2 separate regions of the Homo sapiens genome follow, and region 1 is linked to region 2. A link is a loop called in an ENCODE intact Hi-C map of the cell type or tissue named here. Cell type or tissue: left ventricle myocardium inferior. All regions are shown on one strand.

Evidence for each region. A loop is a pair of places that touch in the nucleus more often than their neighbours do. Peaks named below come from ENCODE experiments on the same cell type or tissue, not always from the same donor. Only the 100,000 strongest peaks of a DNase experiment are listed, where the experiment ranks them.
Region 1: it touches region 2 in a loop (3-fold over the local background); 64 of 110 quality-filtered maps call a loop at or near these places.

What each region holds. Positions count from the first base shown.
Region 1 is chr5:170,643,106-170,647,105 of GRCh38, forward strand. The region is part of intron 1 of KCNIP1 (potassium voltage-gated channel interacting protein 1); the gene reads left to right. All of the region lies in intron 4 of KCNIP1-AS1 (KCNIP1 antisense RNA 1), which reads right to left. Among named protein-coding and RNA genes, the nearest start is that of KCNIP1-AS1, 36 kb to the right of the region's middle. In left ventricle myocardium inferior, no CTCF peak of the experiment used is centred here; no DNase peak of the experiment used is centred here; H3K27me3 peaks cover 848 bases.
Region 2 is chr5:170,789,489-170,793,488 of GRCh38, forward strand. The region is part of intron 3 of GABRP (gamma-aminobutyric acid type A receptor subunit pi); the gene reads left to right. Among named protein-coding and RNA genes, the nearest start is that of GABRP, 7.8 kb to the left of the region's middle. In left ventricle myocardium inferior, a CTCF peak has its summit at 2,070 (motif pointing left); a DNase peak (open chromatin) is centred at 2,043; H3K27ac peaks cover 2,498 bases.

The sequences.
Region 1 (4,000 bases), 150 kb before region 2:
TAAGAGGAAGACAGAGATTTTGCTACAGAAGAGGGGGAAACATGATGATGAGTCAGAGGCTGGAGTGACACCTGGAAGGGGCCATGAGCCAAGGCGTCCAGGTGGCTGGAAGCCAGAAAAAGGCCAGGAAATGGGTTTTCTCTGTGAGCTTCCCCAGGAAACCAGCCTGGCCAACACCTTGACTTTAGCCCAGTGCAACTGACTCCACATTTCTGGCTCCAGAACTGTAAGAGAATACATTTGTGTTTTGTTAAGCTAGCAAATTTGCAGTAATTTATGACAGCGCTATGAGAAACCAAAACACCAGGATTATGCCCCAAGGATCCTGATGCCCTCCCTCCTCTCTGCTCTGCAGTGTGCTGGAGCTCACAGGGCTCTGCTGCTGGGAGTTAGTATCTAGTCCAACACTTTACCCACTCACCCCCCAAGCTAAGGGACTCCTGAAATCAGGGACCAGATGCATAATAGGTGCCCAGGAAGTGAGACTCGCCTTCCCCAGATTAAGAATAAAGAAGACAAACTATCCACGGCTGCTGTGAGCCTCTCATCAGACCTCAGCTTCTAGGGCAGGGTCCCTGCCTGTCTCCAGTATGTGGCCTCTGTGTCTTCTTCGCCCTCCATCCCCACAGTGGGACGAGAAGTCATCAGGAAGGCAGGGGATCTGCAGGCAGCCATCAGGGCTCTAATTGCAGCTGGCTGGGGGACCATGGGTCAGGGCTGCCACCCCCTGGCTCTGTGCCTTCACCTGTGTAACGAATGGGGCACTCACAGCCCCTCTCAAGTGGTCCTGGGGATGAAGTGAGAAGGTGACATATACAAGTGAGTTATACACGTTCCTGTTCTGTCACTCACCAGTGCTCACTGGGTGGGTCACTGAACTCCCCTCAGCGTTTCCTTCTCCATCTGTAAACCACCAGTGCAAACCTTTCCCAGATAGTGCTGACCCGAAGCAGGAACCAGTGCCCCTCTGCCCTCAGTAAGTCTGCCAGCAGAGGAAGCCCATAGAGGGTCTTGGGAAATGAAGCCAACAGAGTCAAGAGGGTCAGATGATGAGGGACTTCAAGTGCCACCTTCATCCCATTCTTTCTGCAAATATTCACCACACACCTACGTGACCTCAGGCTCTGTGTCAGGTCCTGGGGATGTAATGGTGTCCATGAAGAAACAAGGTCCCTGCCCTCATAGAGTGGCCTGACATATGCCCGAGGCAGTCAGCAGCCGAGTGCGGGAGACTCTTGAGCAGAGATTGAGTGTGTTGATATCTGTAGGCATCAGCCTGGCTTTGCTGAGTGAGCTATATCAGAGTGGAGGAGGCCAGAGGCAAAGTCCAGACTCCACTGGATCCTGGATTGAGGGGAGAAGGGGCTGGGCGGAGGAGCAGCCTGAGCACCTGCATCTCACTCCAACTGGGTGCTGATTTGTCCCCATGGCCCCAGCACCCAGGCAGGTCACCAAGTAAGCTCAAGACAAAAATGATGAGTGACTCAACAGTGTCTGGGGACAAGGGAGGGAGAGAAGAACTCAAAATGACTGAGGTTTCCAGCTACCAGAAAAATGGAAGGACCTTGAAACAAATGGGCCATCAGCAGGGGACACTGGCTGGAAGCCCAGAGTCCAGTCAGCTCTGTAAGGCCCCCAGAATAGGCATTTGACTTCAAGTCACAGGCATTTCAGCAAAAGCCTCTTTGCTACAGTGATTATGGTGAAGCAGATGCCCACAGCTGAGATGGGCAACTCTCAGGCCTCCAGTGGGGACAGAGAATCCCTGGGCCCCAACATAGCTTGGCCTGAAGATCTGAGTCAGGCATCCAACCTCTTCTGCTCAGCTCTTTCAGGAAGATGTGTATACTGGCCTCTCTTGCCGCAAGGGTCCACCACCTTCCTTATGTGTGACCTAAGGCTTCTAGTGCTGGCTCAGTGGCTAATTTGAGCATAAGCACCCTTGTTGGTAAAATGAAGGATAGGTGTAGATCAGCATTTCCCAAAGTGTGTGCTTCTCAGAAAATTAGGTCCCTGGTTGTCTGTAGAGGTTACTTAACAAAGAGACTCTGTAGTTATGTTAGAAATAAATCTTATGATTACCAGGATTAGTCTCTTTAAAGCTTGTCTAGGTGGGTCACAAATCCGCCTCAGTCAGGCTTTAAATGGGGAACAGGGTTTAAATTGGATTTAAACATTTAAAAACCATGCTAACAAGAACCAAAAGAAAGTGAGAGTAGCTACATTGATTTCAGACAGAGCAGACTTAAGGAACATTGTTAGGGATAAGGATGGATATTACATAATAACAAAGGTGTCAATACTCCAAGAAAACATAACAATCCTTAATGTGTGTGCACCTAACAACCGAGGGTCAACATACAGAAGACAAAAAATGATATAAATGCAAGGAGGAATACATCAGTCAACTGTTACACTTGGAGGCCTTAACACCCCTCTACCAGAAATGGACAGATCCAGCAGGCAGAAAGTCAGTCAAGGCATAGCTGAACTCAATGACACTATCAATTAACTGGATGTAATTGACATCTGTAGGCTACTCATCCAACAAGAGCAGATATCGTATTTTTCTCAAACCCACATGGGACGTTCACCAAGATAGGCCACATTCTGAGTCATTAAACATACTTAACAAAAGCAAAATAATAAAAATCATACAATGTCTGCTCTCAAAGCACAATGGAATCAAACTAAAAATCAATAACAAGGAGATAGCAAGAAAATCCCAAAATACTTGGAGATTAAACAACACTCCTAAATAACATAGGTCAAAAAAGAAATCTTGAGAAATTAAAAAAAAATACTCTGAATCAACTACAGATCACACAAACATCAAAACAATAATAAAGGAATATTATGAACACCTCTATGCCCACAAATTTGACAACTTACATGAAATGAACCAATTCTTTAAAGTAAATAATCTGCCAAAATTCGCACAAGAAGAAATAGATAATCTTAATAGCCCTATGTCTATTACAGAAATTGAATCAATAACATCCTTTCGAAACAGAAAGCACCAGGCTCAGATAGGCTGATTGGTGAATTCTAACAAATATTTAAGGAAGAAAATGTATCAATTCTCTACAATCTCTTCTAGAAGATAGGAACAAAGGAAATATTTCCTAACTCATTCTATGAGGCCAATATTACCCTAATACCAAAACCAGACAAAGACATCAGAAAAGAAAACTACAGACTAATATCTCTCATGAACATAGATGCAAAAATTCTCAACAAAGTATTTGCAAATTGAGTCCAACAACGTATAAAAAGAATTATAAGCCATGACCAAGTGAGATTTATCCCAGTTATGCAAGGCTGGTCCAACATTTGAAAATCAGTTAATGTAACCCATCACATCAACAGGCTAAAGAAGAAAAATCATATAATCATATAAACAGATGTGGAAAAAGCATTTGACAAAATCTAACCCCCAGTTGTGATTAAAACTCTCAAAAAACAAGGAATAGAGGGGAATTTTCTCACCTTGATAAAGAACATCTACAAAAATCCTCCAGCTAACATCATACTTAATGGTGAGAAACTAGAAGCTTTCCTACTAAGGTACAAGGCAAGGATGTCCCCTCTCACTCCTCCTTTTCAACATCATATTGGAAGTCCTAGGTAATGCAATGAGACAACAAAAGGAAATAAAAGGTATACACATAGGGAAGGGAAAAATAAAGCTGTTTTTGTTTCCAGATGACATGATTATCTGTATAGAAAATTGAAAAGAATCAACAACAAAAACAAAAACCTCATGTAACTAATAAGCTATTATACTGAGGTTGCAGGATAAGGTTAATATACAAAAGTCGATCACTTTCCTATATACCAGCAATGAACAAGTAGAATATGAAATTTAAAACACACTACCATTTACATTGGTAAGGTATATCCCAAAATGAAATACTTATAATCTAAATAAGTATAAATCAAATAACATATGTACAAGATCTATATGAAGAAAACTACAAAACTCTGATGAAAGAAATCG
Region 2 (4,000 bases):
CCTAACACTCACACACTGTCGTCCTCCTGCCCCCACTTCCAGGGTCATTATTCAATGAATTCACCATGCGCCACCAGGCTACCCCATCTGGTCTTCCCCCTCCAGCCTGAGCCCTTTCAGCTGACTCCCCAAACTGCCATCTGGATGCCTCCTGGGTCATTGCCCTGTTGGAACACCTGTATGTGTCCCAGCATGCTCGCGTAGAGTCCAGGCACACTAGGCCCTTCCCAGCCCAGCCTTTATCTGTCTGCCATTCTCATCCACCCAAGTCCCCGCTCCTTCCCCTCCTACAATGCTCCCCAGTGTACTCAGAATGCTCCCTGACATCCCTGGCCTCTCCTGCCTCTATGCCTTTACAGAGGCTTTCTTCCTGGAATTGCTTCTTTAAACTTGACTCCCTAGAAAATATCAATTTTCCATCATGTCTCAGAGCAAACGCTGCCTTCTCTGAGAAGCCTCCCCTGATTCCTCCAGGCCCCATCCCCTTTCTTCACACTTCCTTGTGAACATGCCTCAAAATCATAGCCGTTCCCATTATGCTATAACTGATTTCATGTCTGTCCCGGCTCCAGGCTGCAGCCCTAGAAGGAGTCTGACTTCATTTCCCTCACTATCCCCCATAGAAGCTCAGTGCGTGACATATAACAAATTGCTGATTAATATCTGTTGAAAGAATAAAGCAAGGAGGGAGGGAGTGAGGCCAACTGCACAGCTCTTCATAGCAGAAAACAACAGAAAGAGCCTTGGCATTTAACAAACCTGAGTTTGGCTCCTAGCTCTCCTGCTTGGCAAGTGGTTTAGCCTTCTGTGCCTCACTGTCCCTTTCTGTAAAATGGGGACATCCATCTATCTCACAGGGAAGACTGAATGAAGTGTGTAAGCCTGAGGCACAGTGCCTGCCCCATCAACAGAGTGTGGGTTATTTTCATCCCTTCTCCTCCTTGCTCCTCCCCTCAGATAATAAAACCCTCTGGTCTGATCTAAGATTCATGTGGTAGTCCAGATCCTCCGGGCAGCAGATGCCAAGAGCTGATGACTTCTTCAAGCTATTTAGGGGGACTATGTCTAGAAGGGAGAATGAGGCAGCGGGAGAGGCAAGCTAGGAGAGCTGTCAGACCTGCAGGTCTGGCCTCAGGGAAGGAGAGAGGGAAGGAAGGGAGGTTGGGTGGAAGCATCTTAGATGGAAGGGCAGTCCTCAGTGTTTGGAATGACCACCAGGGAGTCCTTGAGCTACAGGTGCATTCAGAGGAGTCTCCCATCTCTGTGCCTCCCAGGAACAGGCCACTTTGATATCCCCACTGTGTTCAGTCTGTGGTTGGCTGTGGCCCATGAGAAGTGTGGCCTCGGAGCAAGTGTGGTGGTAGATTCCAAAGCACAGCAGCCGAGGCCCTCAGTCAATCACACCTGCTCAGTTGGAGATGGGAGAGATGCATTTTCATTCAGATTTGAGACACAATTAAGATGTGAGATCCTGACATTAAAGAACCTAAAGAGGCTCCAATATCCCCTGGTTTTCCCAGGCCCTACTGAACACGTATGACAAGCACGTGAGTCTGCACGCCTTGGTTAGTGCCACTCAACAATTTCTCTTGCCTCCCAAACCCCAAACAATTAAGTCAGAATACACTCCTTCTTGTTTGCCTACTCACTGGCCAACAAGGTGCAGGGTCCTTGGGCAAGGAGCTCATTCTGAGAACAGGGAGCCTGGGGTAGGCCTAAAGGGATGTGATGCCTCATCCCACCTGGGGTGAAAATGGGGCATGGAGTCTTCAGTTTAAAAAAGGGAAAAGCACAACCCCATACCCCTTGTTTTGTGCCTCTTGGCACTTCACTCCTGAAAATCCCTATACTTGCATGGCAGGCTGGAGGCCCACGGAGGGCCATTGCTCTCTGTAATGTCTGTGCACCCAGTTTTCAGGACCCCAAGTCCAAAAGAGACAAGACCTTCATAGGATTTCTTAGGGATTGAGCTGGACAAAGCAAAGGTTTGTAAGCAGGCACTAGTGAACACTACCCAGGAGCTGGCTTTGACCTCGTTCCTGGGAGAAAGCTGCCCTCTGGTGGCACAGCTTGCTTTTATAACTCAAGGGGAAGAAAGAGCAAGCTCTGGTCCAGTAGAAAAGCCAATTGAGGCAAAGCCTAGATTAGACGGTGTAGAATATAAACTGGACAGAAAGCACAGTGGAGCTCTCGTGTCTTTTCCATTCTCTGCATTCTTCAGGGAGGGCAACTAACACGGATCTATGGCACTTAAAGTAGATGCCGTAACCGTGCCAACCCAACTCTCAATGGTTGGCACTTGTCTCAGTCTGTTTTGTGCTTCTATAACAAAATACCTGAGGCTGAGTATTTATAATGAGCAGAAGTTTATTGGCTCACAGTTTTAGAGGCTGAGGAGTCCAATATCAAGGTGCTGGAATTTGGCAAGGGCCTTCTTGCTGTGTCATCAGATGGTGGAAGGTGAGAGGGTGAGAGAGAGGACAGGAGAGGGCTGAACTTGCCCTTTTATCATGGCACCAGTTCCACCATGAGGCTTAATCACCTCTTAAGGGTCCTACCTCTTAACACTCTTACAATGGCAATTAAATGTCAACAAGAGTTTTGGAGGGGACAAACATTCAAACCACAGTGGCTCTAGTAGCTCTGTTTTACAGGTGTGAAACTGTAGCATAGGCCAAGCGCAGTGGCTCATGCCTATAATCCCAGCACTTTGGGAGGCTGAGGTGGGCAGATCACCTGAGGTCAGGAGTTAGAGACCAGCCTGGTCAACATGGTGAAACCCCATCTTTACTAAAAATACAAACATTAGCTGGGCATGGTGGTGGGTGCTGTAATCCCAGCTATTCTGAAGGCCGAAGCAGGAGAATCACTTGAATCCAGGAGGCAGAGGTTGCAGTGAGCCATATTGCACCACTGCACCTCCAGCCTGGGCGACAAGAGGGAGACTCCATCTCAAAAAAAAAAAGAAAGAAAGAAAGACAGAAAAAGAAGAGAAACTGCAGCACAGAGAAACTTGAAATTTGCTGAAGATCACAAAGCTGTTAGGTGGCCTGAGTGGAATTCAAACACCTGTCTCTGACTCCAGGCTTCTCGTCTCAGAGCTGCACCTTGCTGCCCAGAGGGGCAGAAAGCCACTTAGCACCAGGTCACTCCAGCACCTTCCAGGGTGTGCCCTCAAAGATCTCGCCCTTTCCCACCAGATATTAACATTCAATTATTGTTCAATTGCATTGGCTCTAACACTTCATTTTCAAATTCCTACCTATATCCTATGGCTTAGTCTCCTTAGATTAATAAGTAGTTTGCCTTGCCGTATTCCTACCGATGAGATGTTTTTAAGCTTCTTTTGAAATCCGCCTGGCCTCTTCCTGGTTAATGCATTATCACAGTCCCCTGAGGTACCCCCGGGGGTTATTTATTGCAAGTGAATGCTATTGCATCTATTAGCCTGGTGAATAAAGTTGTCCCTTTTCCAAAATTAGCTAGGATTACGGAAGAGAGGGGGAAGGGAAGGGAAATGCCATTATTGAGCGCCTATTATTACGTGACTGATGGACATGACGCTGGGAGCTTTGTACAGATAACCAATGATGAACACCTTCAGGATGTCCGGCTAGGCAGGCACTTCTCTTACACTCCCCATTGCCGCCACTCCACAAAGACAATGTCACACGTCTAATCTCATTTAGCCCTTCCCATGACCCTGTGATGTCAGTATGATCTCCACTTGCAGGTAAGAGAACTGCAGCTCTGAAAGATTTAATAACTTTTCCCAAATAAAGAACTGGGAGGTGACAGAGCTGGGATCTAGGTCCATTATTCCACATCTCCATATAAAGAGAAGTAAACTTCCCTGACCTGGCCTGGCTTCTTGAAGGTGGCTCTGACACCTCAGTCTCTAGAGATAGAACTCTCTCTCTCTGAAGTTCAATCTGTCTGCTGAGACTCCAGGATTGAGGCCCAACAGTCTGCACACTGGACCAAGTGTGGAGGTTCTGAA